Linked DNA regions of Homo sapiens: region 2 is linked to region 1. Evidence: read pairs that join two places in POLR2A ChIA-PET (ENCODE). Cell type or tissue: A673. All regions are shown on one strand. Links, peaks and the distances in the headings refer to the core of each region. The heading gives the core; the rest is flanking DNA. Region 1 holds the start of CUX2 (cut like homeobox 2). Region 2 overlaps CUX2 (cut like homeobox 2).

Region 1 (15,110 bases), core at 4,283-12,282:
CTTTAATATGTAATTATTAGTTATTGTATTTGTTTTTTATATATAATTATTTATACCGTAAGTGGTGAATGTACAGTTCTGGAGTGAAGGATAACAGCAATTATTATTCACTTTAACATTATATCATGTTTCAATGTGCTGGGCATGGATCTCAGCGCTTCATATGCATTAACTCACTTAATCCTCAAAACAGGCTGGGCACGGTGGCTCACACCTGTAATCCCAGCACTTTGAGAGGTTGAGTTGGGAGAATCACTTGAGCTTAGGAGTTCGAGACTAGCCTGGGTAGCATGGTGAGACCTCCACTTCTACGTTAAAAAAAAAAAAAAAAGCCAGGCGTGGTGGCGGTGCACCTATAATCCCAGCTACTTGGGAGGCTGAGATGGGAGGATCATCTGAGCCTAGAAGGTTGAGGCTGCAGTGAGCCCTGATGGCACCGTTGCACTCCAGCCTGGGTGACAGACTGAGACCTCGTCTCAAAAAAATAATAATAAAAGTCCTCACAACAATTCTTAAGGAGGTGGCTACTACTATTATCCCCATTTTATATATGAGAAAAGTGAGGCTCAGAAAGGTTAATTGACTCATCCAAGGTCACACAGCTGGTAAGTGGCAGAGCTGGGATTTGAACCGAGGCCTGCTGGCTCCAGAGTCCAGGTAGTCTTTGGGGGTGGAGGGTGTAGGGCTTGATTCCGCAGCTCACACCACATCCCCTGGGACACCCGCACCCATAGACACTCGTAGCAGATGACAGACACTCACAGGCATCTGTAGCAGCAAGGCCTAGGAGTGATGGCCCCACTCAGGGAAATCTGCCCTGGACTGGCGGCCCCTGTGACCCCTGTGGTCTCCGGATCCGCAACACCCACAGTCCACACCGGCGGCTGGGCAAGTCAATCGACCATAATGGTTCCCCGGGAGCCATTTACCCCGTCCAGCTTGAGCGACGGCGGCTCACAGAGTCTTAAGCACCGTTGGGCCCCCCAGCGTCTCTGGGCAGACGACCAGCTCAGGCCAAAGAGGCCGAAGGATTGATTTCTTTCTTTCTTTCTTTGTTTTTAATGGCAAATGCATATCCTGGAACTGCTGTTTCATTGGGCTGAACTGAAGACTGGCAGAGGCTGGGGTGTGCTCCGGAGGGGTTTCGGGGGACAGCCACAGGCCCACTTTTGGGGGTGTGGGCTCCTGGGAAGAAGCAGAGACAGCAGGCTCTGAACCCTACTAACCGGGTATCTTCATGCATTGGTCAGGAGCCTTTCATTTGTTCTGGAAATGCAGCCTCTTCTGGAACTAGGCACTGGGAAGGTGCGGCCTGTGGCCTTGAACTACAGAGAAGACCCTCCTCAGGACTCCGACAGCTGGCCTGACCCACTGAGGACCCCTGGCACAGGGCCCTGGCACTGGGTGTTCCCTCTGCCTGGAAATGTCCCTCCCAGGTCTCCACTCCCCTTCTCCATTGGACCTGCCCACAGTGGCCAGAGCTCCTGATTTTCAGGGGACACTGGTCACCTAGATTTCTTAGGTAAATCTCTTGTGTTTTAAATGCTGACAACTTACACAAAAGTGTTTTTAAATATCTCACTAATCTAGACAGACACATCCATGGGCCAGACATAGCTCCCCGTCTGCAATTTCTGTGGTCAGAACTCCCAAAATATACTACATATAATATTAGTACAATACTAATATAGTAACCCCAAAGGAGTAAGAGAGAAGAGAAAACTTGCTCAGAAATCTCTAAAACAGCCTGCAAGGCCAGCAAGTTCCAGCCGCTGCTGTTTATTTGGTTTTCTCCTCTCATACTCTAAAAATACCAATGACAATAGGAAGTCACTCAGATTCACAGGGCAGCAACTGTGTGCCCCACACTGTGCTAAACACTTTCATGTTCAAAGTGGTTTGATCTTCCTGAACAACCTAGAAGGCGGAGACTATTATTAGTCCCATTTAAAGACAAAGAAAGTAAGGCTTGGAGAGGTTAAGTGACTCATCCAAGGTCACACAGCTAGTAGGTGATGGAGCCAGGATTTGAAGCCAGGCAGGGGCCTCTCACTGCTCTGACTCTTCATGCTTCTCTCTGGAGGGAAAGGGTCAAGAACAAGTTTTGGGAACTGAGTTTGATCCACTTTAATACTCTTAACTGAAAAGTTAAAATTTCAGCCATGCCACAGCCTATATATGACAGCCATGACATAGACCAGTAGACCCAGGGCAGGCAAACTACAGCTCTCAGGCCAAAACCGGCCCCCTGCCTGTTTGTATAAATAAAGTTTTATTGGAACACAGCCACGTCCATTCATTCTCATTGTGGCTGTTTCATGCTAATGGCAGAGTGGAGGCTTATGGTCCACGAAGCCCAGTGTATTATTATCCAACTCTATAGAAAAAGGTTGGCCCCATCTGATGGTAAACCTAGCATGTGTAGAGAGAGACCATACCCTGAGAGGGTTCTATGGTCAAAACCCTCTGGGGTGTCCTTAGCAATATGGGAGCACATCTGCATATTACAGTGGGGAAACAGTGGTGGAAGCTTCTTTAGTTTTCTTTAGGCTGAGTGGTCACGACATTTGGGCTCAGAATGAAAGAGATGAAGGAGCCAACCACAGAGAGATGGGAGGGAAAGGGTCGCAGGCAGAGGAAAGCATACATGCAAAGGCCCTGAGGTGGGGACATGCTTGATGTGTTTGTGGGACAAAGAGAAGGCCGCTGCGGTACAGTGGTTGGAGAGGGAGCCAGAGAGATTGAGAGAATGGGGCAGATCCTGGGGGATCTGTCAGGGAAAAAAAATTTGAATTTTAATCTAAACATGATAGGAGTATATTTTTTTCCGTTTTTTTTTTTTAAACAGGGTCTTGCTCAGTTGCTCAGGCTGGAGTGCAATGGTATGATCATAGCTCAGTGCAGCCTCCACCTCCTGGGCTCAAGCAATCCTCCCACCTCAGCCTCCTGAGTATCTGGGACTGCAGGCAGGTGCCACCATGTCCAGCTAATTTTTTTATTTTTTGTAGAGAAGGGGTATCACTATGTTGCCCAGGCTGGTCTCAAACTCCTGGCCTCAAGCAATCCTCCCACCTCAGCCTGCCAAAGTGCTGGGATTATAGGCATGAGCCACCTCGCCTGGGCCATGATAGGAATATAATGTCTACATCCTCCAAAACACTACAAGCCATTTTGGTGAAGGGCTCACTGAGGCTTAGAAACCAAATAACTCCATCCTAGACATAATTTTTTGTTTCAAAAATATTGCTTAAAAGGTCAATAGCCCCACCACCACGACCATGATGGAGAAAGAAGGGGAGGGGCCCAAGGTCATCACACTTGTAATCCCAGCACTTTAAGAGGCCGAGGCTGGTGGATCATTTGAGGTCAGGACTTCAAGACCAGCCTGGTCAACACTGCAAAACCCCGTCTCTACTAAAAATACAAAAATTAGCCAGGCGTGGTGGCATGCGCCTATAGTTCCAACTACTTGGGAATCACGTGAACCCGGGAGGCGGAGGTTGCAGTGAGCTGAGATTGCACCACTGCACTCCAGCCTGGGTGGCAGAGCGAGACTCCATCTTGAAAAAACAAAAAAGAAGAAGACAATGCATTTAAGTGACCCACAAAGGTGTCAGCATCCTTCACCTTTACAATAACTCGTACAGCAAAGTTGGGCACAGCCAGCTGACTTCAAGGGTTAAGAAGCAGGAGACTTGGGATGTGGGATGATTCACCCAGGAGCACTAAAGGCCACACAGAATACAGTTCTTGGGGTCCTTCCCCCCTGCCAACCTCTACCATCCCTGACACCCTCCAGTATATGACACCATCATAAATAATGAGCACCCCCAGAGGAAAAATATCAAACAGAAGATGGGACCCTGAATCCCAAGGCCAGGAACAAAGGCAGGTCACCACCTGAGTCCCCTTCCAATGCTTCACCTCTGCCAGGCCCGGCCTTTGAATTAGATAGCCAGGAAGCCACCGGAAATTCAGCCCTTTCAGAAGCAGCACAGAAAACCACAGTTTCTGGGCAGCCTTGTCTACCATCATCCAGGACCATATATTTAGCACTAGCCAAGGTGCTCACGTTTGAAATCCCATCTGCCGGAAGAAAGGTTACCATGACAGAATGTCAAGTTCGAAGATAGAATCCTCTTTTTAACAGGAGAGTTTAAAAAAAAAAATAAGGAAAAAAGTAAAAGAAAGAAAAACCACCACCACCATCAGAAAAGCTGTTCCCTCTGGTCAAAATAGCACCGTGCTCATCTGAAATAACCCACCGAGACACTTATTTGCTTCTTTTAGCTGGTCCGTGGTTTCTCCATTTTCTACAGTGAATTCAAGTATTAATAAAAGAAATTTCAAGACCCCCAACAGTAAAACCAGTGAGGGATGAGATGTTGCTTGTTTTTTCTTCTAGCATTCAAAGAGAGAGCCCGTTTTTGAGAAGCAATCTCTGTCAAGTTGAGAAACTACAATTTTGGGAGACCCAGAAAAGGCTGCTGGGTTCTTTAAATAAATTCTCAACACCTGTTTCTAGCTCTTTCTGCAGAAAAGGGCCACAGGGTGTGGGTTCTACGGACTTGGAGAGGCAGAGGGAATGGGGTCACCCACTGGCTGGAGTTAGAAGAGAGTCCAAGGGTTTGTCTTATTCTCAGAGCTGTCTTCACCTAATGCCAACCCCTCTCAGGGGGCTGAGCCATGCCAAGCTCTGCGGGCTCACGCTCCCCACCTCGGCTGCAATTGGACCTCGGCAGCAATTCTATTATGGTGAAGTTTCCAAAGTTAGGATTCCGCCAACAGGGCTGATAGCTTATTTACTGCTGTCATCTATAGAAAGAGGAATTTTGACACATTGTTAAATGATAGCACATTTAGATAAGTCAAGCTGTCAGAGGCTCTAATGGATGTCTAAACTCTCTGTGGCTGATATGTAAAATTTATGCACTTCAGAATATCATAAGGTTATAATATTTTAATCACATCCCTGCTCTTTTCTAAACTTTGAGCAGGGGAAAATATTCCATCAAGCACCATCTTGCTCTCCTGCGCCAGGAGATTGAGTGTTCCCGGAAGTTTCTCCAAACTCCTTGGAAAAGTCCGGCCTCTCTTTGCTCATCCTGTTGATCTTTCTCCCAACTGCTGACACCCGAAGCAGAATTTGCCCCTTCCTCCCAGATTAGTACTATGTAATCCTATTGACCAAGCTCCTTTCTCCCCAGAAACACAGATGGGCATTTGGACCGAGGACCCTCATTTGGACTGGGTGCCCCCCAGCTCATTGTTAGCTCAATTAACCCTCTTTGGAGTCAGGGAAGACAGCATGGGAGACTGGACCCAGAGCATGGTAAAAAAAAAAAGTAGAAAGTTAAGCAGAAAAAGAAAATCATAAAGGTATGAATCCGGTTACGACGATTATACACAGAAAAGCCATAAAAAAATACTGCATTAGTAATGTTCACCATAAAGCAATCTTATAACCAAATGAAATATGCCTAGCATTATCTTTGGATGGAATTTTATTTCTTCTCGTTTCCTGAGCTGCTAGCAGCAAAGGCAAAAAAGAAGCAAAGACGGGGGGAGGTAGTTTCAGGAGTGCCGGAGTAGGGTGGCACATGTCAGATCACCTTTACCATCGGCCCAAAGTCATTAAGGTTGTTGACTGACTTCCAGCCTAGGAAAACAGCCCTGCTGTGTACAGAGACGGCGCTGGAAGGAATAATAACTGGAACGCTTCCATTTTTGAAAAATATACGTTTCCGGAGGGCTGGACACCGGGCTGGTACAAGGTCACCTTTCTTGCCAGGATCGGTATGGCGTCAGCGACGTGGTATGGCCTGGGGACACGGGGCCGCCCATGTTGCCTCGGCCACTTTAATGCTCAGCAACCACGCTGCGAGAAACCATTCAACCTGAACAGCCAGGAATGAAAGCCACGCACCTCCTCACATCACAGGCAGCTCAGCCTCGGGACGCGGGACCCCGGCTCTCCGGCTGCCTGGGGCTGGGCACGGGGACCTGCCTCTCCTACCTGGATCTCAGAAAAAGCCGGCAGAAGTTCTCCTTTCTGGCTATCTCCCCTATAAGAGGAAAGTAGGGGAGGGGCAAAAAATGAAAATAAAAGTGTGTCGTAGGAGTCACTGGCATTATGTACAAGAGAGGATCCCAGGCCAAAGTGCTTAGGCTCCTAATCCACTTCCAACAAAAATGCCATCAGTGAGGATATGGGGTGGGGTGGGGGTGGGGGGCTGCGGGCCTGTTGGCCAGGGGACCAGCTGAAGATTTCAGGCTGGGGGTGGGGAACGCGGCAGATGGAGGGCCAAAATGTTTGCACGCGGCCACGGCTGCCACGTTTATTTCTTTGCTTTCTAGAAGTGTGCTGCCTTGCAAACTCCCACAGGGACACCCCCTCCACTTAATATCGATGTAAATGAGTTTACCCCCCTTCCCTGAGAGCCTTCTCCTGTGTGCCAGACACACTAGCCATTGTTTTAACGAACAACCCCCCCCTTCACATATACACCCTGTAGGCTGGGAGGTCTGGGTCCTATCTCCCCATCACCTGAACAAACCCCTCCACCACCCCCTACCTTTATCCTTTCCAGTTCAAATTTGCTTTCCATCTATGCATCTTCTAAAACCCTAACAAAGGGTTCCCAGATTAATGGGCGTCCAGCTGGAATCAAGATTTGGGTGACCTCAACCGTTCCACAAAAGACCCCTTGGGTAGAAGACTGAAGACAGTGAGGTTCCAACCTCCCTAGTTCAGACATTAGCCCCCTGGGAGCCGCACCCTCCCCTCAGCACCCAGCCCCTGCCTCTCCCCGGGCTGCAGCCCGAGCTCCCCGGATTGAAAACGAGTTATCTAATGAAAATTGTGTTAACTGACATTCCGGCCGACCGGGAGCAAATACCAGCGCTGTAAATCTCGCCGCGGAAATTTTCTCCAGCCCAGAATAACAATAGGACCCTGCAAAGGGCTTTCGCCAGCCCTTCTGGTTCCTCTCCTCTTGTGTGCCACGTTCTTGTCATTCCTTATGTTACAGAACATCAATCATAAATAAAGACGCTGTCCCCCAGCCGTGCCCGGGTCTCATTTACAAACATTAGCAGGGAATACGATTACCATTGGCCTTCGTGCCAAGCCCAATGTGGCTGCCCAATTCTCCCTCTCTCTCTCTCTCTCTGCCTCCATAACCCCCACTCTTCCAGAAAGGCCACTTTAGCATCATTTAAGCCGGCAGGCACAGCTCGCAGCCCTGCCCGTCTCAGTTGGCCACCAAACTGTAGCCCCAACTCGAGTGCGGACCCGGAATTGCAAGGCACTCGGCAGTTATTAACTGCATGCCTCAGTGCCCCGATTTTCTCCCCAGCTCAATGGCTTTGGGGGAGGGGGAGAGCGAGGAGTGGGGCGTTCGGAAGGACGGGGACTGGGAAGCGGCCAGGACGGGGAGAAGGCGCGGGTGCTGGAACCACTTATCAGAAGAAACTTAACGAGATTTGCCGGCGGATTAAAAAAAAAAAAAAAAGTGGGTCCCTTTTTATCTCCAGACTGATGATCTCGCGTCTTCCGCGAATGTCACGGTCAAGGCAGGATGCTCTAACCGCCCTGTTATCCGCACCATTTTCCCGCCCCTGATCCCCGCCGCACCCGCCGAGACTTTGCGAGACTCCAAGGCTGGGGGGCCTTGCCAGGCGCGTCCGGGGCACTCCGGGAAAGAACAGAGGCCGGAGCCGCGCCTCCACGGTGCGTTCTCTGAGATTCCACCTCCCAGCCCCGGCTCCTACGGGGTCCGCAGAGAACACCTCCAAATCTAGGGGAGGCACACAGACTCCCACAAAGGGAGGATGGGGAGAAAGTGATGGGGTTTCGAAGAGTCGCCCTAGGGAAGGAGAGAGAAAGAGCAGGGAAGAGAGGAAAGAAACAGAAGAAAAGCAGAGACGGGAGAGAGGAGACGAGGGGAGCAGCGGGGAGAAACGCAGGAGGCAGAACAAGCAAGGAAATCTCTCATTTAAAAGTTCCCTTGGGCCCGAGGGCTGGGAGTCACCTGCTCTGCGCCGCTCCCGGCTCTCCACCGCCCTGGAGGCAGGAGCGCAAACTTGCGAGCGCCCGGGCCCACCTCCACCGCCCGTCTGCATCTAGACTTGGGAAGGGGATGGAAGGGGCGGGGGGGTAAAGGCAAGAAGCAAGACGAACCCCAAGACCCCGGCCCGAGGAGAAGAGGTCTGCCGGCGCTTGCGGCCAGTCCGGCGGCGGCGGCTCTGGCGGCGGCGGCGGCGGCCCCCGGGTGGCGGCGCGTCCGGGCTGCGCAGCCAGGCGGGCGGCGAAGGCTGAGGTGCCGGCGAGCGGCGGGGCGCGGAGCCGCCTCCTCGCCAACCCCGGCTCCCTCCTCCTCTCTCCTCCTCCTCCTCCTCTCCTCCTCCTCCTCCCTGCCCGCCAGCTCCCTCCCTCCCTCGCCGGAGCCCCAGCCGGGTGCGGACTGGCAAGCGGCGCGCTCCGCGGCCTCCCCGGGCGCCGCGAAGTTGGGAGGCGCGCAAAGTGCGGCTCAGGGGGGACCGCCGGGGGTTCCCGCCAGCAGCCCCCTGCCCGAGGCCGTAGCCCCTGCCTTCCCCGCTCCTCGCCCGGCCGCCTGGCCGCTCGGCCGCTCCGCCGACCGAGGGCTCACTAGCGCTTCTCCATGGTCGCGGCAGCTAATCGATGACTGAACCGAACAAAGAGCAGCGGCGAGATCAATTCCTAATACCTATCGATGGGCAGCGGGCGGCCGAGCCCCGGCGAGCCCCGGCAGCCGCCGCCCGCCGCCCCAGGGCGTCCGCCTGCCCGCCCGGGGACCTCCCCAATGCGCCCAGGGCGCGCCCGGGGGCTCCTCACGGCCGCGCGGCCGGCGCTGCCCGCACTAACCTGGAGTCGCCGTAGATCAAATCGCTTCCAATATTGAAACATCGATCCCACATTGGCGGCCATCTTGGGGGCTATCGAGACGCGCACACACAAGAGTTTGGCTTTTCTCAATGGCTGCACTCAATATCCGGGCTGGACTCCCCCCAGCCCCGGGGCCGCCGCCGGCCGCCCGGGCCCTGAGCGCCGCGGCCCGGGGCCCCTCGGGCGCCCTCCGGCCTCCTGCCACCCGCTGCCCCTCGCCGCCGCCGCGCCGCCGCCGCCGCCGCCGCCAACGGGCCCGGGAGCCGTGCGCCCCCCCGACCCCCGGAGGGCGCGGGCGGAGCGCGCCGGGCGGGGAGCTCGGCGCCCGCCCGGGGGAGGCAGCCGGGGATGGGGTGGGAGGGGAGGGGTTGGGGGGAGGCAGCCTCTCCGAGAGGCGCCGGCGCCGCCGCTGCCCTGCCTGCCGCCGGCTCCCGGGCCCGCGGAGCGCTCGCTGCATCTCCCCCCCAAGTCCGGGGTCGGTGTGCCGCGCGATTGCACTTGACTTTGGCTTTTTGCAAACTTATCAATACTGACGTAACGTGCTGATCAATGCAAAGGGAAGTTTGGGAGGGGGCGCTGCGGGAGGCGGGCGCGCGGGGCGCCTACCCCCGCTTGCACCTGTCTACCCCCAGCTCCCGGCATTGCACGCTTAAAAAAAAGTTAATAGTTTGAAATGCATTTTTTTTTCTTTTGCAATCGGAGCACACACAACACGTGCCTCGGGCTGCCGCCGCTCCATCGCCAGATATGCTTGGGATCCGAGGGTCGCAGCCAGCACTTGGGGCTGCGTAGACGCGCCGGCCGGAGGGAGGGTGGGAGCCGCCCGGGGGCGCCACTGAGTCGTGGGAAATGTCACCACCACCGCCCACAGTTTCCGCGCCATTATATTATTATTATTGGCGGGGAGGGGGGCTTCGTCTGAGTAGTAGCTCAGGGTTCTTTACGGGCGGGGGCCGAGGGCGGGGCCTCAGGTCCTTTGGAATAGGGATTTCTGTTGTTATTATCTGGGGGGTCTTTAACCCAATTATAGGGACTCCCCCACAGCTTTGCAAGGTGAAACCCTTTTACTGTGATGATGATTATTGGAGGTTTTGTTATTTGGTTCTGAACCAAACCTCTGGAGGGCCTTTTCCCCCAGTGGGCTTGTTTTATTGTTATGACTGTTGAGGGTGCCCTACCCCTGCTGTGGGGGCTCCGGATCCTTAAAAACCTCGGAGGTTTCTGCTGTTGTTATCATCATTATTATCCGGGGCTCCGTTCTTTGCAACATGACATTCCTTTATTGTGATTGTCTTTGGGGAGAGGGTCTTCAGCATGGCTAGAGGGAGGTTCCGGTCCTTTGCAATTCTTCGGACTCTTGACAACCGGGGTGACTGGATTTCTTGTTTTACATTTTTCTGTCTGCTTTTTTGTTTGTTTGTTTGTTTGTTTGTTTGTTTGTTTTTGCCTCTGTGCAAGCTCGAGGTCCTCTGTTTCCACTTCCCCTGGAGGTGAGATGTCACCTCCAGGGGGAACTCATACTCCCAGCCCCCTCCATCACCAACCCCCTTGCCTATCCCTGCCACCACCCTTAAAGGTGAGGTCACCCTTCCTCTCTGGCTTATTCCCCTGATACATAGCACCGCACCCTCTTCCCCACTCAAAAAAAGGGGACATGTTTTTCCTTTTTCTCTGATCAAAAGATTTGCTTTTATGGACAGCAAATGGAAATTATATTCTTTTTATGACCCAGCCTAGACTTCTGACATCACTCTTGGTCTGGGACAATAGATCAATACAGTGGGTTATAAAAAAGATAAAGTTTAGAAGAGTTATAAAGAAGAGAGAATCATGATGGATATTTTTGATGATTTTCCAATATTTGTGTCTCAGAGCACGTGCTTTGAGGCAATTAAAGTTTTTAATGTAATGTAAATAATTGTTTCATAAATGCTTCGGAAGAAGGTGTGATCTTTCTGAGCAATCATTTGAGCTGTTTAAAAAATGAAATGTGATTTAAACAAGGATACAGTATTTCTGTTTCCATTCCCATACATTTTCCATGAGGTCTGGGTAAATATATTAATGCAGGAGTTGAAAGACGCGTAAGACCAAAAGTACTGCATTCACCGAGATGTAATGAATTAGGCCTAGTTAGCAATTCCGAGTGGCCTGTTTCCCTGCCAGATTAAATTGCACGTGATGTGTGGTTTATCTCAGCTCTCGATAACTTCAGGTTTAAATTACAGCTCTCATTCTGCAAAATGAATTTAGGGAAATTTCATAACTATCACATTACAATTTTTTAAATGGCTACATTTTTCTCCTGAGCATCTGTAAAGCTTGTGGCTTCCTTGTCTTTGGGTCTGCTTTTTAAAGTCCTACTAGAGTGCGTGTGAAACCCTTCCAAGCAATGTTTAACAAGCCAAGGGTTTGATGAAGAAAATTATTTTAAACTTATGTGTGATTTTGCAGGAACAGGACGCACTGACATCGTGTACCTCCTGATATGTTGTGCTTGAAGGACAGATCACTTCTGTGGTATTCCTGCCAAAGAGGTATAATCTAAATCTAATTGTGAAGAAATATCAGACAACCCCAAATGGAGGGGAAAATTCTACAAAATAAACAGCCTGTTCACTTCAAAAACATCAGTGGCACATGAAACACACAATAATGGAGGAACTATTTCCAATTAAAGGAAACTAAAGAGACTTGACAAGTGATTATAACGTACGATCCTGGATTTTCTTTTACTATAAAGTGGATGAATTAGAACCAATGACAAATTTAAAATAAAGTCAATAGATCAGATAATAGTGTTATATCGATGTTAATTTCCTGATTTTGACTATTATACTGTGGCTATGTAACAAAATATCCTTGTTTTTAGAGAACACACTGAAGTATTTAGGGATAAAGGGACAGACATCATGTCTCCAACTCTCAAGCAATGCAGATGAAAATAATATGTACCTATTTATTTATCTATATATGTCTACCTAGACACAGTGATAAAGCAATGTTGCAAAATGTTAACATTTGAAGATTCTAGGTGACTAGTACACAGAAATTCCTTCTACTTTCTTGGCAAGATTTCTAGGAATCTGAAAGTGCATTAAAAGAAAAAAATAGATAAATCTAGGTCTGACTTTGTTTCACCTGTTAGGGACTACTGGCTTCCAAATAAAAATTCGGCACAGGACTTTCTACTTTCCTGACTGAAGTAGGCTGCACCTTTGACCCAGCAGGAAATTGCCACAGCAAACATGCTTACCGACGAGCAGCGAGAAAATCCAATAATTCAGATTGTTTTAAGTCTGTGATATTTTTACATGACTTAATGCAGTGGGTCTCTGAAGAATTCCAACAATTTTAATGGTAGAAACTTGTAGTCCCACAGAGGAATGGGTTGCTACATAAATACTGAATGATCGTGTCTTTCTGTCTGGGCTGAAACATATTAGCTTTGCCTAGTGGCTTATTGCTTTATTCACAAAATAAATTTCAGCCGTCTCTCCCCACCATATTCCAACTGCATCGTGTGCCTGTGCTTATTAGATGTGGGGGCTTCTACTCCAAAGGCATCTGTAACCATCTCAGACTTAGCAATAATGAATTGAGCAGATAAGTGTTTACCCCCAAACAGAATTAGCTGGGGAAATATTATGGGTGGTCCTTAATGAAGGATAATAAGCCAGGAAATTCAGACTTTGTCAGCAGACAATGGCCTTAGATTTAAGAACTAAAGCACTAACGTTTTAAATATTTTTGTGAAAAGCTGTTTTTCATGGTCTTAGCACACCCTCTGCCACAAACACACACACACGTACATAGATAAGGCAAAAACTTAAACAGGTTCCAGATTAATTCCTGATTCCCAAAGACTCACACATCAAGATGAGTATTAAAAAATTACTGTAGAAAAGAAAGTACCTCCCCTCCCCCAGAGGAATCAGAGGGCAGCTTGGGGCAGCCTATCCTAACAGCAGAAGCAGGCAGAGAGCCGGGATCCTTTAGGAAATTCACTAACTGTGCAAGAATCCCGGGGAAGATAATGGCAGGTCCTTAGCCACATACATAATGATATGCGAAATCCCCAGGATCAAAGCTGAAACAAAAGAAAATGTCCTTCGGTAGCTCCGCGTTGCCCACTGCAGCTGCCAGGCAGGGAGAAAAACAACTACAGAATCTGAATTCATCTGAAAGTATTAAACAGCACTAGGAGTAAGGGGTATGGGACTGTCTGGTGGACACCTGCAGGGTGTGTTCCTGGAGGCTGGCCCGTGGTTAGGTCCAGGATTCTGTGGCTAGAGTGACCTGCTACAAGGTCCAATCCTGGCACGATGCTGTCAACAACTGCCATTAGTAAACACCTCCTGGTTGTTGGATGCTTTATAAATAAACCACTAGCATAACACAGTGGCTAGGTGCATAGTGGTTAGGAGCCTAGAACATAGTGGTTAACAGCCATCTGGAGCCAGATTGTCTGGGTGTGAATTTCAACTCTGCCACTTACAAGCTCTGTGACCTTGGGCAAGTTATTTTACCTCTCTGTGCCTCATTTTCATCATGTATGCAATGGCTCTAATAATTGCGCCATTGCATACATGTGATGAGGATTAAATTAGTTAATCCATGTAAAGCACTGTGTAAATGTGCAGCATCTACTAGATCTCATTATTATTGGCCTCACAATGGACTGGGCAGGGATTGGTATTCCCATATTGCAGATGCAAAGACTGAGGCCTGGAGAGAAGTGGTTGGCTCATGGTCACATGGTTGTAAAGGGGCAAAACCAGGGTTACTACCTGGGTTCACTCACAGCAAGTTGGAGCTCTTTGCACTTGAGGCTGTTCTGCCTTTCGTGGAGGGGGAGAATGGGTGCAAAAGCAGATTCCCAGAAAGCAAAGGCTGCGGCCTGAGCCATGTGCCGATGCCCAGTGGCCAATGCTCCGTGGAGAGAAATAACACAAGAAGGACAGGCTCCCTTGACCTGATTCCCCTCCAATGCCAGGGACTAGTTAAATAAGCAATCTTGTATTCAAGCTGTGTTGGTCATTCTCCTTTTTCTCTTCTCTTGCACCATTCTCCACCTGCTCAGTGCCCAGGAAGCTGACCTCTGTGGACCACATTTCCCAGGCTTCCTTGCTCTCTGGCTTTCACTTGGGTTTGGCTAGTGGGAGGCCCTGGTAGGAAATAAGAAGGCAGGAGGAGAGAAGGTTGGGGTGCTCATTCCCCAGCTCCCTCCCTACTTTGCTGCCATTTTGGCTGTGACTGGGTCCTTCTACAGACGCAGTCCTTGTCAAGCTGTCCCTCTCCTGCTCTCACTGGGTCCCAGCAACTGCTCCCTCTTCCTCCTGCTTCAGGTCCGGGATGGAAATGGCTTTCCCCTGTTGCTGGCACCTGGTGGCCTCAACATTCCTCTGCCCACACCTCTTCAGATGGTCTCCTCATTTAAAAATCCCAGCCAAGGCTGGACACGGTGGCTCACACCTGTAATCCCAGCACTTTGGAAGGCCGAGGCAGATGAATCACTGGAGGTCAGGAGTTCAAGACCAGCCTGGCCAACATGGTGAAATCCTGTGTCTACTAAAAATACAAAAATTAGCTGGACGTGGTGGCAGGTACCTGTAAGCCCAGCTACTTGGGAGTCTAAGACAGGAGAATCACTTGAACCTGGGAAGTAGAGGTTGCAGTGAGCCGAGATCTCACCACTGCAATCCAGCCTGGGTGACAGAGCAAGACTCCATCTCAAAAAAAACAAAAAACAAAAAAATCCCAGCTGAGTGTCCCTGCTGGGGCCCTGACTGACCCCTACCACGGAACGCAATTCAATTGTTAAGAAAGTGAGGGCTATTTATATATGTTGAGGCATATATTTATATGTGTCTATGATATACGGTAAAGTAAACATAAGCAGGTTATAGAACAGCATTATGGAATAATCTCTTTCCTTAAAATGTGGTGCTTTGGGAAAAGTCAACAAAACTAGATATCAAATGGTTAACAGATATTAGTTCTGGAAAATGGGCTTACAGGCCCTTATCATTTCTTTTTTGTCACTGTTGCTTTTGTTTGTTTGTTTGTTTTGAGGCAGAGTCTTGCTCTGTTGCCCAGCCTGGAGTGCAGTGGTGCAAACATAGTTCATTGCAGCCTCAACCTCTTGGGCTCAAGAGATCCTCCCACTTCAGCTCCTGAAGTAGCTGGGACTATAGGTGCA
Region 2 (15,110 bases), core at 2,393-10,392, 220 kb before region 1:
ACCTTGCACTGCCCCTCTCTGATTCTCAGTTTCTTCATCTGTAAAATGCGGGGTAAATAACAGGACCTACCTCCTGTTGGGATTAAATGGAGCCGCACCTAAGTGCTAAGCACAGGGCCCGGCACACGGTGTGTTGGTGACACCTGTTATTCTTCTTATTAGTAAAGGGTAGACTGGAAGTTCAAATATGATACATGTTTTAGGAGGAAAGTGGGACACGTCTAGAGAATATTTCTTGCCACTAAAAATGAAAGAGAAATTGTTAAAGCTCTCGTAAGATATCAAACAACTTTAACAAATGTTGGAGGGTAACAGAATTACCCTCTTTAAAAGAGGTGGAAATGTATTGGTGATTAAAGTGATTAAAAAAGGTTAGTTTTAGGCTGGGAGTGCTGACTCATGCCTTTAATCCCAGTGCTTTGGGAGGCTGAGGCGGGAGGATTGTTTGAGCTCAGGAGTTCGAAACCAGCCTGAGCAACATAGTGAGACCCTGTTTCTACAAAAGATAAAAAAATTAGCCAGGCAGGGTGGCTCGTGCCTGTTGTCCCAGCTACTCAGGAGGCTGAGGTAAGAGGATTGTTTGAGGCCAGGATTTCGAGGCTGCCATGAGCTATGATTGCACCACTGCACTTCAGCCTGGGCAATAGAGTGAGACCCTATCTTAAAAAAAAAAAAAAAAAGATCCATTACAAAATCTCTGTAATTTCTCTCATTGTTAGTCTGAGAAAGTCCCTGGTCTCTCACCTTCCAGCATGGATGACAGTCTCTCATTCCCTCAACAAATGTTTCCTGAGCACCTGCTATGCACCAAGCACTGTGGGCTGAGAACCCAGCCATGAATAAGGCAGACTCATGTCCCACCCTTATGGGACTTACAGTCCGGTGGGGACACTGGCATTAAGGCAGCTTCCCCAGATGACTCATTAATTACAAGTGCTAAACGCTTGGCAGAAAAGCACAGGGTGGCCTTGGGAGTGTGTAAATTGGGGGGAGGCTGACCCAGTTTGGTAACAGAACATCAGGAATTATCTCCCTGAGAAGGGGAAGTCACTTGGGGGAGGGCAGAAAAAAAGTTCTAGAAGCTAGACAAAGGGAAAATCACCAAGCTGTAGGTAGGTCTTTTTTAAATTTAAATTTTATTTATTTATTTATTTAGAGACAGAGTCTTTCTCTGTTGCCCAGGCTGCAGTGCAGTGGCACAATCTTGGCTCACTGTAACCTCTGCCTTCTGGGTTCCAGCAATTCTCCTCAGCCTCAGCCTACCAAGTAGCTGAGATTACAGGCACCCGCCACCATACCTGGCTAATTTTTTTGTATTTTTAGTAGACATGAGGTTTCGCCATGTTGGCCAGGCTGGTCTCGAACTCCTCACCTCAAGTGATCTGCCCACCTCGGCCTCCCACAGTGCTGGGATTACAGGCATGAGCCACTGCGCCTGGCCCTGTGGGTAGATTTTTGTCCTTGCTTAGATGGACAAGAGTGAGTTTCTGGGGACATGCAATTGAGTGGGAGACACAGCTATGGCCAGTAGGAAGCGTAACCACTGCACACCAGCCTGGGCAATAGAATGAGACCCTATCTTTACAAACAAAACAAATGCACAGGAGGAGGTGCAAACACTGGTGGCTCCTGTGAGCCCTGAGGAGGGGGCAATTCATTCAGAATCTTGGGGCGGGGGCGGGGGGCATCCCTGATGGGCTAATAAAAACAAATGGCATCGACCGTTTACTGTGTGCCAGAAGCTTTTACTATTCATGAGAGTCTGTCTCCACGGACACATCAATCACCGAATGGCTGCTGCCACCTGCCCCATCATACAGATTAGAAAACGGAGGCTCAAGGACGTCAAGCCACTTGCCCAAGGTCACCCGGTTAGCAAATGGCAGGGCCAAGATTCACACCAGGTCTGGGGATTCAAATTGCCACTCTGAATTCAAATGCTGCCTTCCTTTTGTCCTGGATAGAAAAATTACCCCAGCCAGTGGGGCCGGGTGTTCAGAGCCCATGAGGATGCCGCTGCCTTACAAGCCAACTACAGCTGCCCTGGGCGAGAGGCTGCGGTGCTGGTGACTTGGCACCCAAGAAAACAATGAGAAACAAAAGCAATTCATCTCATGGGTCTTAGAAGGAGAATTATCAAAGACCAGCCAGAAGAATGACTCAATGTTCCATTTTACGGTTGCCTGAGCTGAGTGCATGTGGTGGCTGGGGTCTGAGGAAAGGCACTGGCCTCCAATGAGAGACTGAGCAAGGGTGGGGACAAGTGCTGGAAGATTCCTTTAATGTTTCCCTGTCCCTGCCTAGAGCACCCCCTACTTTCCCTTCATGGCACTTATCAGTGTATAATGGTCCATGATTTATCTCTTCCAGTGGGGAAGACTAAATCTAACATTATAAGGAGGATGACAGTTTTGGTCTTAAGTTTTCCCCACTGGAGCGGAGCTGTTCAATAAGGCAGCCACCGGTCCATGTGCTACTGAGCACTTGAAATGCAACGATTTCAAACTGAGATGGGTTGTAAGTGTAAAATATAGCATTTCTAAGTCTAAGAAAGAAAAAGGAATGTAAAATACCCCAATACTTTTTTTTTTTTCCTGAGACAGAGTCTCGCTCTGTAGCCCAGGCTGGAGTGCAGTGGCACGATCTTGGCTCACTGCAAGCTCCACCTTCTGGGTTCACGCCATCCTCCTGCCTCAGCCTCCCGAGTAGCTGGGATTACAGGCGCCCGCCACCATGCCTGGCTAATTTTTTGTATTTTCAGTAGAGACGGGGTTTCACCGTGTTAGCCAGGATGGTCTCGAGCTCCTGACCTCATGATCTGCCCGCCTCGGCCTCCCAAAGTGCTGGGATTACAGGTGTGAGCCACCGCGCCCGGCAATAATTAAAAAAAAATTTTTTTTGGACAGTCTCGCTGTATTGCCTAGGCTGGAGTGCAGTGGTGTGATCTCGGCTCACTGCAACCTCTGCCTCCCAGGTTCAAGCAATTCTCCTGCCTCAGCCTCCTGAGTAGCTGGGATTACAGGTGCCCACCACCACGCCTGGCTAATTTTTTTGTATTTTAGTAGAGACAGGGTTTTACCATGTTGCCCAGGCCAGTCTCAAACTCCTGAGCTCGGGCAATCCACCCGCCTCGGCCTCCCAAAGCCAATAATTTTTATATTGATTACATTTTGAAATGCTAGTGTTATGAACATATCAGGCTAAATAAAATATATTATTAAAATTAAATTCACCCACTTCTTAATTTCTTTTTTTTTTTTTTTTTTGAGACAGAGTCTCACTTTGTCACCCAGGCTGGAGTGCAGAGTAGCTGCAATTACAGATGTGCACCACACACCTGGCTAATCTTTGTATTTTTAGTAGAGACGGGGTTTCAACATATTGCTCAAGCTGGTCTTGAACTCCTGATCTCAAGTGATTTGCCTGCCTCAGCCTCCCAAAGTGATGGGAATACAGGTGTGAGGCACTGCGTCCAGCTACACTTCTTACTTTTTAAATTGTAACTACTAGAAATTTTAAATTACAAATGTGGCTTGTGTTCTTTTCCTGCTGGACACTGTTGATCTCATGGATCAATGGTTGGCAATCTTTGGTCCTTGGTGTGAATCTGGCCCTTCATCTGTTTGTGTAAATAAAGTTTTATTGGAACAAAGGCATGGTCACTGTTTTACGTGTCTATGGCTGCTTTTATGTTACAAGGACAGAGTTGTGTAGTTGTGAAAGAGACTTTGTGGCCCGCGAGACTAAAAATATTTTCTATCTGGCCCCTTACAGAAAAAAGTTAGCTGATCCTTGCTTTAGGGGTTCATCTAACAGCTGGATAATATTTTTAAAAACAGAGATAAGAAATTATCCTGAGGCCAGGTACAGTGGCTCACACCTATAATCTCAGCACTTGGGAGGCCAAGGTGGGAGGATCACTTGAGTCCAGGAGTTTAAGACCAGCCTGGCAACATAGCAAGACCCTATCTCCACACACACACACAAACACACACACACACACACACACACACACACACACACACACAGCTGGGTGTGGTGGTCTACACCTGTGGTCCCAGCTACTTGGGAGGCTGAGAAAGGGGGATCACTTGAGTCTGGGAGGTTTAGGCTGCAATGCACTCTAAGTGCACTTGTGTCACTGCACTCTAGCCTGGACAACAGAAAAAGACCCTGTTTCAAAAAAAGAAAAATAATCCTGAAAAAATTAGTCAGGTGTGGTGGTGCACCCCTGCAGTCCTAGCTACTCAGGAGGCTGAAGTAGGAGACTCGCTTGAGCCCAGGAGTTCGAGGCTGCAGTGAGCTGTGATCACACCACTGCACATCAGCCTGAGCAATAGAATGAGACTCTATCTTTACAATCAAAAGAAATCCTGGACTGGCACTCAGTGTGAATCAGTTCATGTTTAGGGCTTCCCAAAGTCAACGGACTTTCAAAGACAGGAGCCGTGTAGATTTCCTGCCTCATTCAGTCTCGTTTCAAGGCAATGACTGGCTGTCTGTGGAAGGCCAGGTCCCTAAATTCCTCTTTTTTTTTTTTTTTTTTTGAGATGGAGTCTTGCTCTGTCGCCCAGGTTGGAGTGCAGTGGCGCAATCTCAGCTCACTGCAACCTCCACCTCCCAGGTTCAAGTGATTCTCCTGCCTCAGCCTCTTGAGTAGCTGGAATTACAGGCATGCACTACCACGCCTGGCTAATTTTTATACTTTTAGTAGAGACGGGGTTTCACCATGTTGGCCAGTCTGGTCTCAAACTTCTGACATCAGGTGATCCGCCCGCCTTGGCCTCCCAAGGTGCTGGGATTACACGCGTGAGCCACCGCGGTCCTTAAATTCCTGATGGCATCAGAGCCTGACCTGGTACTGGGCCTAATGTCACTATGAGCATCTCTTGGCCCCAGTTTGTCCGTGCATCAAGTGGGAAGAATAACCTCTACCTGCCTACAAAGCTGTTGGGGCAGGATGAGCTAACATGCAGCAAAGAGTCCCATGGAAGCTGATGAAAGCTTTCAAATAAATCAGAAAATTCTTCTTCTAATCACATAGGATATCTTTTCCAAGGGCTGAAACTCAATGCATTTCACCCACATGCTGAGAACAAGTGAGCTTGGCATAAAAGGCCATGTTCAATAAAAGGCTGTGTGTTTCTGTCTCATGGCTCTGCCCAACCACACAGAAGGGCAGCAGCAAAGTGCCCAGAATGACAGATTTGCCCTATGACAGGAACACCCTTGAAGGCCATGTGGAAAGGAGGAGAAAAAGACAGGAAGAGGAGGAGGAGGATGGAGGAAGGGGAGAAAGAGGGAGGAAGAGGAGAAGAAAGAGGAGGAAGAGGAAGAGGAGGAAGATGGAGAATGAGGAGGAAGGGGAAGGAGGAGGGAGGAAGAGGGGGGAAGAGGGAGGAGGAGGAAGGAGGAGGAAGAGGGAGGAGGAAGAGCAGGGAGGAGGAAGAGTGAGGAGGAGAAGGAGGAGGGAGAGGAAAGAGGAGGAGGAGGAAGAGTGAAGGGGAGGAGGAGGAAGAGGAAAGAGGAGGAGAAGGAGGGAGGAGGAAGAAGAGGGAGGGGGAGGAAGAAGTGGGAGGGGGAGGAAGAAGTGGGAGGGGGAGGAAGAAGTGGGAGGGGGAGGAAGAAGTGGGAGGGGGAGGAAGAAGTGGGAGGGGGAGGAAGAAGTGGGAGGGGGAGGAAGAAGTGGGAGGAGGAGGAGGAAGCGGAGGAGGAAGAGGAGGAAGGGGAGGAAGAGGGAGGAGGAGGAAGAAGTGGGAGGAAGAGGGAGGAGGAGGAGGAAGAGGAAAAGGGAGGAGGAGGGGGAAAAGGGAAGGGGAGGAAGAAGTGGGAGGGGGAGGAAGGAGAGGGAGGAGGAGGGAAGAGGGAGGAGGTGGAGACCATCCACAGACACCCTCAAGAAGGTCACTGTCAGGAATAGCTCAGCATCTGTGGAAGCACATGGCATTTACGCAGCCCACTGTGATACGAGGGGTGACAATGTGTTTAGTCCCCCGAGGATGAACGCAGCAGGTGTAGAACTGCTTCTGCCAGGGGCGAGTCAAGCCTGTTCTAGCCACATAGCTCTTTTCAGCCAGGTGGTTAAAAACAGAAAATTTGGGCCCCCTCCCCTAGGCTGAGCTCCACCAAGCTGTCTGAGGTCGCAGGGACATCTGGGAGCCACTGAGAACCACTCTGTGCCAAGTTCTAAGCCTTACTATGTGCTCCAGGCATCTTCTTTGAAATCCCCGCCTTCCCCCAAGCACACCTTTAGGATGTGAGCATTGTGACCGGCCCTGTTCTACAGAGGAAGAAAGAAACTAAGGGGCAGGGATGTTAAGTCACTTGGCTAAGATGAGAGCACTAGTTAGTGGCAGAGGTGGTATCGGTGCCCAGGTGCCTCTCACTCCAGGGCCCAGACTTGCAGCTGCAAACTGTGCTTCTCCAAGTGCTGTGGGCATGAAAAGGGGGACCTGCCATCGAGACTGCACAACTCCTTCCCTGGGTTCCGTGGAACATACTTTGAGAGCAGCCTCCCTCTACCACTGGGTCCTGGGCTCTGGAGAGGGTAGGGTGATTCTGAGAGATGATGGGGGGTGGACGTCTGATGTGGCAGGAATTCCAGAAGAAGCTGAAGACTGGTGGACAAGCGAGAGGAGGCAGGTGCTTGGAGGGTCTCAGAATGAACTCGGGCAATGGAAAGGCAACCCAGAGATCGGGGAATGAAGGAATGAGCTGGGTTCAGAGGGGAAGGGGTGTCCCTTGATGGCCTCTGAAGGCTGGTTGTTCCTTTAGGGCATGCAGATCAGGGGGCCACACAGAAGGCAAAGAGAGGCAAGAGTACGAGGGGGGCTCAGAGAAGAAAGGAGGGCCATGGAGAGCTAGGGGGGCTGTGGTGGGAGATAGGTTTGGTGCGGTGGGTAGGGGCCGATGGGCCGTGGAGAGGAGCGATGAGAACCCCTGGAAGCCATGAAGCAGGGCCGAGACTTGCTCAGATGTACCAGAGGGGGAGGGGCTCCTGTTGACCACTCAGGGGTGCTTTGGGGTCTGGGTGGGAGGTACTGAGCTCCCCACCAGGGGAGGCATCCAAGTACATGCCCCTGTATCTGTGAGGCTGTAAAGGTACTCAGGGAGACCCACATGTGGGGAGGTCTGGCTAGACTATCCTGAGGGTTCCCACTCACTCTGACAGTCCCTGTGAAAGATCCCTTTTCTTTACAGCACCCTTCTGATTTCCTACCACCCGGAAAATGGGGGTAACAGCTACTTCGATTGGCTGATTTGTGCATTATTATTGATGATAACAGTGACTACTGAGCACTGACTCTGTGCCAGGCACTGTGCTATGTACTGGATGCACATTAGCTTAACCCTCATCACGCTGCGGGTGTGACTATCCCATTTAACAGATGAAGATGTCGAGGCACAGAGGGTGATGGCCACATGGTGCTGGGAGCTGAGACTCAGAGGCAGCTTAGTCTGACAGCAAAGCCCATGCTTCTCAGCCTCCACTCAGAATCGATTCTTTGGTTGGGGGCTGGTGGAAGCACCTGGAATAACCAAAAGAGCTGGAGGAGCCAGGCCGGCAGGTAGGTGGGGGACGGGAGGCCAGGAGGAGCTGCAGGACTCAACCCTGCCTGCCTCCAGGTGTGTCTGCTGGGGCCCCCGTTCCCTGGCGAGTGCTAACGTGCTCTCTGCCATCCATCAGTGATGCCGCTGAGCAAATGAAAATTACATTTTAATGTCAGGGATTAAATAAGAAATAAGTTTGACTTTTGTTTTTGATAGCTACTGTTGTCAAACTGGGTTCTCAGTCTCCTGCTAAAATGGGGCAGAAATTGGAGACCCTCTCTGGCCCTCTGGAGGGTCACCCAGGGGTCCCAGAGAGGCCCCATCCTAGCCTGTTTCAGGAGCCAGCACTAGCTGGTTCTAAAGACTGATTAAGGTTGGGTGCGGTGGCTCACGCCTGTAATCCCAGCACTTTGGGAGGCCGAGGCGGAGGGATCATCTGTGGTCAGGAGTTCGAGACCAGCCTGGCCAACATGTGAAACCCCGTCTCTATTAAAAATACAAATATTAGGAGAGTACCTGTAATCTCAGCTACTCAGGAGGCTAAGGCAGTAGAATCTCTTGAACCCGGGAGGCAGAGGTCGCAGTGAGCCAAGATCGTGCCACTGCACTCCAGCCTGGGTGACAGCGCAAGGCTCCGTCTCAAAAAGGAAAAAAAAAGACTGCTTGGCTGGAACAGAATTAACGCATTTGGCCACCTGTCATTGTCATTGTTTTGCCTTCTCAGATGTAAATCACTAATTCATTTTGAATTCCCAAGTGTAAGTCACTAATTCATTTTGAATCCTTAGGGGTAAGTCACTAATTCATTTTGAACCCTCAGGTGTAAGTCATTAATTCCTTTTGAACTTTCAGGTATAAGTCACGAATTCATTTTTGGACCCTCAAGTGTCAGTCATTAAATCGTTTTGAGCATTCAGGTGTAAGTCACTCAGTTTGAATTCACAGGTGTAAGTCACTAATTCATTCTGAACTCACAGGTGGAAGTCATTAATTCATTTTGAACCCTCATGTGTAAGTCAGTGATTCAGAGCTTGAGCTCTGAGGCCCCCTCTCCTCAGATGTGCAGGTCCAGCTTCCAGATTCTGCCCTCTATGCCTCAACCTGCAATGATGATGGGCACGGGGTGCACAGCAACTCTGCAACAGCAGCAGATGGTGCATACTGAGCACCTACTATGTGCATGCCCAGGGAATCAAGCCAGCCCTCCCCCAGTGCCTAAATACATAGTGATCCTTAGGGATGTCTGGAGAAGCACCAGGCACCCTGATTTGTGTTTGTGTTTTAGTGAAAGGAGGTGTTTGTGCTTGGTCTGGATTCTGAGCATCCCTACCTCTGAACACAGGGCACCCACGCATCCGTCAGCATCTGCTGACATCAGGGCTGCAGGAATGCTAGCTTCTATCCAAACACTGCTCCATTTCCTCAACTAGCCAGTGGGCATCCCAAGGGTAGAGACTAACATTTAAAAAAATTGAATATGGCTGGGCATGGTGGCTCACACCTGCAATCCCAGTACCTTGGGAGGCTGAGGCTGGTGGATCGCCTGAGGTCAGGAGTTCGAGACCAGCCTGGCCAACATAGTGAAACTCCGTTTCTACTAAACAAAAACAAAACAAAACAAAAATGGCAAAAACCACAACTACTTTTGAGGAAACAGAGTGAGACTCCATCTCAAAAAAAAAAAAAAGGCTGTTTCTAAAAAAACAGTATTTTATAAATGAAATAAAAATAAAATCATACATGCAAAGCATTAAGACGGTGCTTGACCCATCACAGATGCCTAATACATTTATTTGCTTAACAGATATTAATCAGGCATCTCCTAGGGATGGGGCTGTTCTAGGTACTGGGCATTCAGCACCAAGCAAGACTGGCGCAAACACCTACCTCTGTGGAGCTGACATGTTTAGAGGCAGAGGCGAGCAATGAAATAAATCATGAAAGAGAATGTGGGACAGTCGTCAAGTGCAGGGGAGGAGAATGGAGTAGGGAGGTGACAGGAGTCCTGGGCAGGGCATGTGGGGCCACAGGAGGGGAAGGCGTCGTGGGGAGCTTTGGGAAAGAGTATTGCAGACAGCGAGAACGGCAGGTGCAAAGGCCCTGGGGCAGGGGCTGTCTGGCTTGTTTGAATGCCAGCAGAGAGGCTGGTGTGGCGGGAGATGGTAGACGAAGGGGAAGAAGAAAGGGGGTCGGGAGGTGAGTCGGGGGGAAGAGCCCTGGGGGTCACTGCGAGGGCCCAGTCTTTTTCTCCAAGGGGTCTGAGGAGCCACGGGAGGGTTTTGTGCAGAGGAGAGCAGATTCATGTGATCTGACACGCGTTTTAACAGGACCCATCTGGCTGTTGTGCGGAGAAGGGACTGAGGGTCTGGGGTGGAAACAGGGAGACCAGGGAAGTGGCTCCTGCCGAGTTCCAGGAGAACAACCCAGGCGGCTCAGAGCAGGATGGTGGCAGTGGTGCTAGGATTCTGGGATTGTGAAGGTCGAGCCACAGGATTTGCTCCTTGGGAACACAGAGTGGATGTTGGAGGCATAAAAGCAACAGAGGGGCCACGGATGACTCCACAGCTTGGGGCTTTAACAACTGGATAATCATTCATTCATTCATTCATTTAGAGATGGGGGTCTCCCTATGTTGCCCACACTGGTCTGGAACTCCTGGGCTCATGTGATCCTCCTGCCTCAGTCTCCCAAATTGCTGGGATTACAGGTGTGAGCCACTACGCCTGGCCTACTAGATGATCTTCAATGGCTCCTGCTATGACATTAACATTTTTCTCCCTCAGAGCCCAGGCGGGGCTGGGCACAGAGTGGGCAATAAACCAACACTGACTGAATGAACAAACCATGAATAATATAAGGAAGGAACTTAAGAGCCTCCCTGAGCTAATCCTGCCAAGCTGCCAAACTTACCTAAAACCCCGAGGCTTCCCAGAGAACAGTGGAGAATGATGCCCTCCTAGTAGCTCAAACTCAGCTGAGGTCCTGACTGCTCTGTGGAGACCTCTTGCAAGCTCCCTGGTAGGGAGGGGACAGAGGCCCAGGATGTGCCCCAGAAGTCCCAGCACTTGTCTTGAGGAAGCAAATAGCAGGGTAGGAAAGAGGAGAAACTAGCCTGGGGGTGAGGAGACCTGGGTTCTGGTTTTAACTGGGGCCTGCATCCCCATTCACCTTGGGCAGTCATTTTCCCTTTCAGAGCCTCAGTTTCCCCATCTGTAAAGTGAAGGTGCTGGGCTATGGGCCGAAGGCTCCTTCAAACTCAGTTGTGCATTGATTCTAGATTCTAATTCACCAAGGCAGATATAATATACATATCTTTTAGAGATGGGGTCTCACTCTGTCACCCAGGCTGGAGTGCAGTGGTGTGGTGCCATCATAGCTCACTGTGGCCTCAAACTCCTGGGCTCAAGCGATCTTCCTGCCTCAGCCTCACAAGTAGTTGGGACTACAGGCACACGCCACCATGCCTGGCTAATATTTTCGTTTTCTTTTTTTGTAGAGGTGGGGTCTTGCTATGTTGCCCAGGCTGGTCTTGAACTCTTAGCCTCAAGTGATCCTCCTGCCTTGACCTCCTAAAGCGCCGGGATTACACGTGTGAGCCTTGTAATCCTGGCCCATACAGACAGATAGAGAGACAGAGAGACAGACAGATATTGTCTTGTCCTCACATGAACATCCCCTGCACCCCTCTGGACCACCGCTGGGATTTTAATGAGGCCAGTGCAAGACCTAGGAAGCCCACCTACCCACCCAGGCTCTGGCTGAGGGGAGGGTCTGCAGGAAGAGGAACACCATGCAATTTTATTCTAATATTTGTAATTATTCCCAGGGTAAAAATAAGGCACAGAGCAAAGTGTTTTCAAATGTCGGCATTAAGAACACTTTTGATCCAACATAATACAATCCCCCAAATGCATTTATGTCAGGCTCCCGGAGATACCGCGAGTGGTGTTCCGTGCCAGGCTGGCTTTCACGGCTTGGAAGCAGTGCAAAAATGAAATGTCCCACAAGCAATGGCTGGCAGGCCTGCTATTAGCAACAGTGTAATCATCAATTATGTCCAATCACAAACTGCTGATTTTATAATTATCAAATGAAGTTCTAACTTCTCACCTCCGCTCGGTGGCAACTAATATAATCGCTCAGTTCCAAAAGGAAGCTTTTTTCCCTTTTCCTTTTCCTCTCGTTCTCTCTCTTCTGGGGGAAAAACAATTTCCAGGCCTCCACGTAAGACTGCATTTAAATTGCTTGTCACTCAAAACAAAGGGGAATCACTCATTTGTAATTCACCAGCTACCTGAACAGACTGCCTGTTTTCCTCGAAGCATCCATGCACCGAAGCACAAAGATCATTTTTCTATTGTTAAAATTGTATAAGCCAGGGCTTTTTTTAGCAGTAAATCCACAATTTCTCTTCTCTTCCGAGGGCTCCTGGCATAAAAGGGACAGGAGGCTTTCTTTAGCGCCTTGCAAATAAATTTCGCTTTTGGGTATTAAAAAAAATACACTATACGCTCATATAATGAGCCGAAAGCTGCAGTATCAATTCTTTGTATGGTCATATATGGAGATGAGACCAGGGCAGAAGTTATGTTTCCTGCCCTGCCTGGGGTGTGGCCAGTACATGAAGCTGGGAATCCAGATCCACTTTCATGGGCTCTGGGAAGCATCTATGTCCAGTTTTCTCTTTTTGGGAGCTGCTGATGCCACAAGCATGGCCCCACGCTGCTTGGCATGTGGCTGGCAGGTCATGCACGCAGGAACAACCTAGAGTGGGTGCTCCGGCTCTGACCTTGCCATTCCAGCCAGAAGCAGTTTCCAGCTGTGTGTCTTTTGGGCCACCTCCTCCCAGAGGAACAAACCACAGACAATTGCCACCAGCCCCCTGTGTGCAACTGATGAGGATGTCTTCCCAAGGCTCAGCCTCCGAAGGCCAGGCTCGTTTTGCCAACAGTTCAGTTTTTCTGCCTAACTGATTATAATCATAATACCTTCCAATTTTAATCTAGAGCTTTTTATAGCTTACAAAGACCTTTCACGGGAATTAGCGCATCTGAGCCTCCAAACGCTCCCAGGGGCAGCCCTGGGTCCTCTTGTTTTAGAGGCCCAGAGAGGCTGAGAAGGCGGCTCCAATATACACACACGAGGGGCCAAGGCAGGGTGTGAATTGGGGGGCGGGGGGCTGTCTTTGGACTCAGAGCCAGTTGTGTGGTAAGGAATTTGGGGCTGGAATCTGTGTGACACCCCCACCCCCACACCTGAAGTGGGCAAGTGGCTTCCATTTTGGGTAATTCAGAACAAACTCAGGTTCACCCCTAAAATGTCCCTTCTGTCACCTGAATGTGCTGTGATTCCCTGAGTGGAAGGGAAAGGGGGTGGGCTCCCACCAGGAGCTCTTTGTCAGCCACTTTGGCCTTTTTTTTTGTAGCAGCCATGAGAACTAAGAAATATTCCCGATGGCAGTGACACCGTCCTATGTGACACTGTGATGGTGGGTACATGACATCATGCATTTGTCAAAGCCCCTAGAACTTTGCAACACAAAGAGTGGCCCCTCACGTAAAGTATGGACTATAGTGAATAATTGTGTCTTGACACTGGTTCATCACGGTAACAAATGCACCACACGCTAATGTGAGATGTTAGTCATCGGGGAATTGGGGTGGGGGAAGAGGGAGTCTATGGTAACTCCCTATACTTTCTGCTCAAATTCTCTCTAAGCCCAAATAAAACTGCTCTAAAAAATAGGGTCTAGGCTGGGCGTAGTGACTCATGCCAGTAATCCCAGCACTTTGGAAGGCTCAAGGCAGGCTGATCACCTGAGGTCAGGAGTTTGAGACCAGCCTGGCCAACATGGTGAAACCCTGTCTCTACTAAAAATACAAAAATTAGCTGGGCATGGTGTCGCGTGCCTGTGATCCCAGCTACTCAGGAGGCTGAGGCAGGAGAATCACCTGAACCTGGGAGGCAGAGGTTGCAGTGAGCCGAGATTATGCCACTGCACTCCTGCCTGGGCAATAGAGTGAGACTCTGTCTCCAACCCCACTAAAAAAAAAAAAAAAAAAACAAAAAAAGGGTCTATTAATTTAAAAAAAAAAAAAAAAAAAAAAAGGCAATAGCACCCGGGACTTTTTCTCAGTGCTTATCATGTCAGTTCAGTGAATCTGTGCAAGAGCCCTGGGGTCCGTATCCTTCTCTTCCTCATTTCACAGATGGGGAAAATGAGCCTTCAGAGAGGTGGGGAAACGTGTGCAAAGTCACACAGCAAGTGGCAGAGCTCGGATTTCCAGCCCGGGCTCCAGAGCCTGTTCTCTGCGCTGTGTGAGTAAAGGGATGATGCATGATCACTGGGCTCTTGCCAAAGCCTGCCCCTCCCCATGGGATACTGCCATGTGTGCTCCCTGCACATGTGTGTCCCACCTCGTTCACGGGGGTCACACGACACACGAGACTGGGGGCCATGGATGGTGGGTCCACGGCCAGATGCACCCCATGGACAACATATTTTCTTGGACCCTCCAGTGTTTTAAAAATATTTGAGCTGTCAAAATTCATCAAGTTATACACTTAAGATTTGCGCATTTTACTGTATGTAAATTATACCTCCATAAAGTCCTGTGAGCATGAAAATATGTGCATATATATTGAGCCAGTATTTAAAAACCAGAAGAGTTCCAAATTGCTGGCTTCTCTTGGGAAATTAGAGGATCTGGCCACCCTGGGCCCATGTTTCCATCGACAGCGGCCACCTGGAGCTGGGTGTCAGCCGTCTGTTGGGACAGGCTGAGGGTCTGCATTTGGCTCCCCGTATGGGTGTGAGCCCGTCCAGGCCCCATGAGCATTAGCGTTTCTCTGTGGCCTAGACCGACACCCCCTTTATCCTGGCTTCACCCCCCTCCTTGAAATTTCTCAAAGCCCACCAGCCCCTCCCCCACCCTGAAGGAGTGATTGCATAGCCGGGTGACAGACAGACAATGCTGCAACAGGAGGGCTGGTCCTTGTCCTACTTCTGCTTCCAGGCAGCATCCACCTCCTCCCCCTATGGCTGGCAAACTGCCAGCCGAACCTCCATGTGAGTCCTGCACACAGAAGAGGCCCTTCTGACTCAGTTCCAACCTGGGCTTGGAGAAAAAGGCCATTTGCGGTGCCTGCAGGAACGTGAGACTTCCTGGGTGGTGAGGCATGCCTAGGTGGAGAAAGAACTAGCAGCTTTCCTGGAACACTCTGTGCCTCAGTGTCCCCACCTAGAGAGCAGGGACATCGGGACCCAGCTGGGGTGTGAAGACACCAGCAGTTAAAAGATATGCTTTGGGCCAGACGCAGTGGCTCACGCCTATAATCCCGGCACTCTGGGAGGCCAAGGTGGGTGGATCACCTGAGGTCAGGAGTTCAAGACCAGCCTGGCCAACATGGTGAAACCCTGTCTCTACTAAAAATATGGAAAAAAAATTAGCCAGGCGTGGTGGCGGGCACCTGTACTTCGGTTGCTGAGGCAGGAGAATCACTTGAACCCAGAGTCTGAGGCTGCAGTGAGCCAAGATTGCACCACTGCACTCTAGCCT

The links. ChIA-PET counts read pairs that join two places held together with the same protein. Peaks named below come from ENCODE experiments on the same cell type or tissue, not always from the same donor. Only the 100,000 strongest peaks of a DNase experiment are listed, where the experiment ranks them.
Region 2: POLR2A ChIA-PET joins it to region 1 with 5 read pairs; 3 of 35 experiments call an interaction of 5 or more read pairs at or near these places.

The regions. Positions count from the first base shown.
Region 1 is chr12:111,028,018-111,043,127 of GRCh38, reverse strand. It overlaps CUX2 (cut like homeobox 2), which reads right to left and starts at 8,963. Exons shown (of 22, transcript NM_015267.4): 1 at 8,888-8,963. The coding sequence starts at 8,950. RefSeq lists an enhancer at 1,388-2,154. In A673, for the core only: a CTCF peak has its summit at 9,710 (motif pointing right); DNase peaks (open chromatin) are centred at 7,467, 8,047, 8,427, 9,707 and 1 weaker place; H3K4me3 peaks cover 2,938 bases; H3K27ac peaks cover 377 bases; H3K27me3 peaks cover 4,342 bases.
Region 2 is chr12:111,247,950-111,263,059 of GRCh38, reverse strand. The region is part of intron 3 of CUX2 (cut like homeobox 2); the gene reads right to left. Among named protein-coding and RNA genes, the nearest start is that of MIR6760, 49 kb to the left of the region's middle. RefSeq lists an enhancer at 13,444-14,111. In A673, for the core only: no CTCF peak of the experiment used is centred there; no DNase peak of the experiment used is centred there.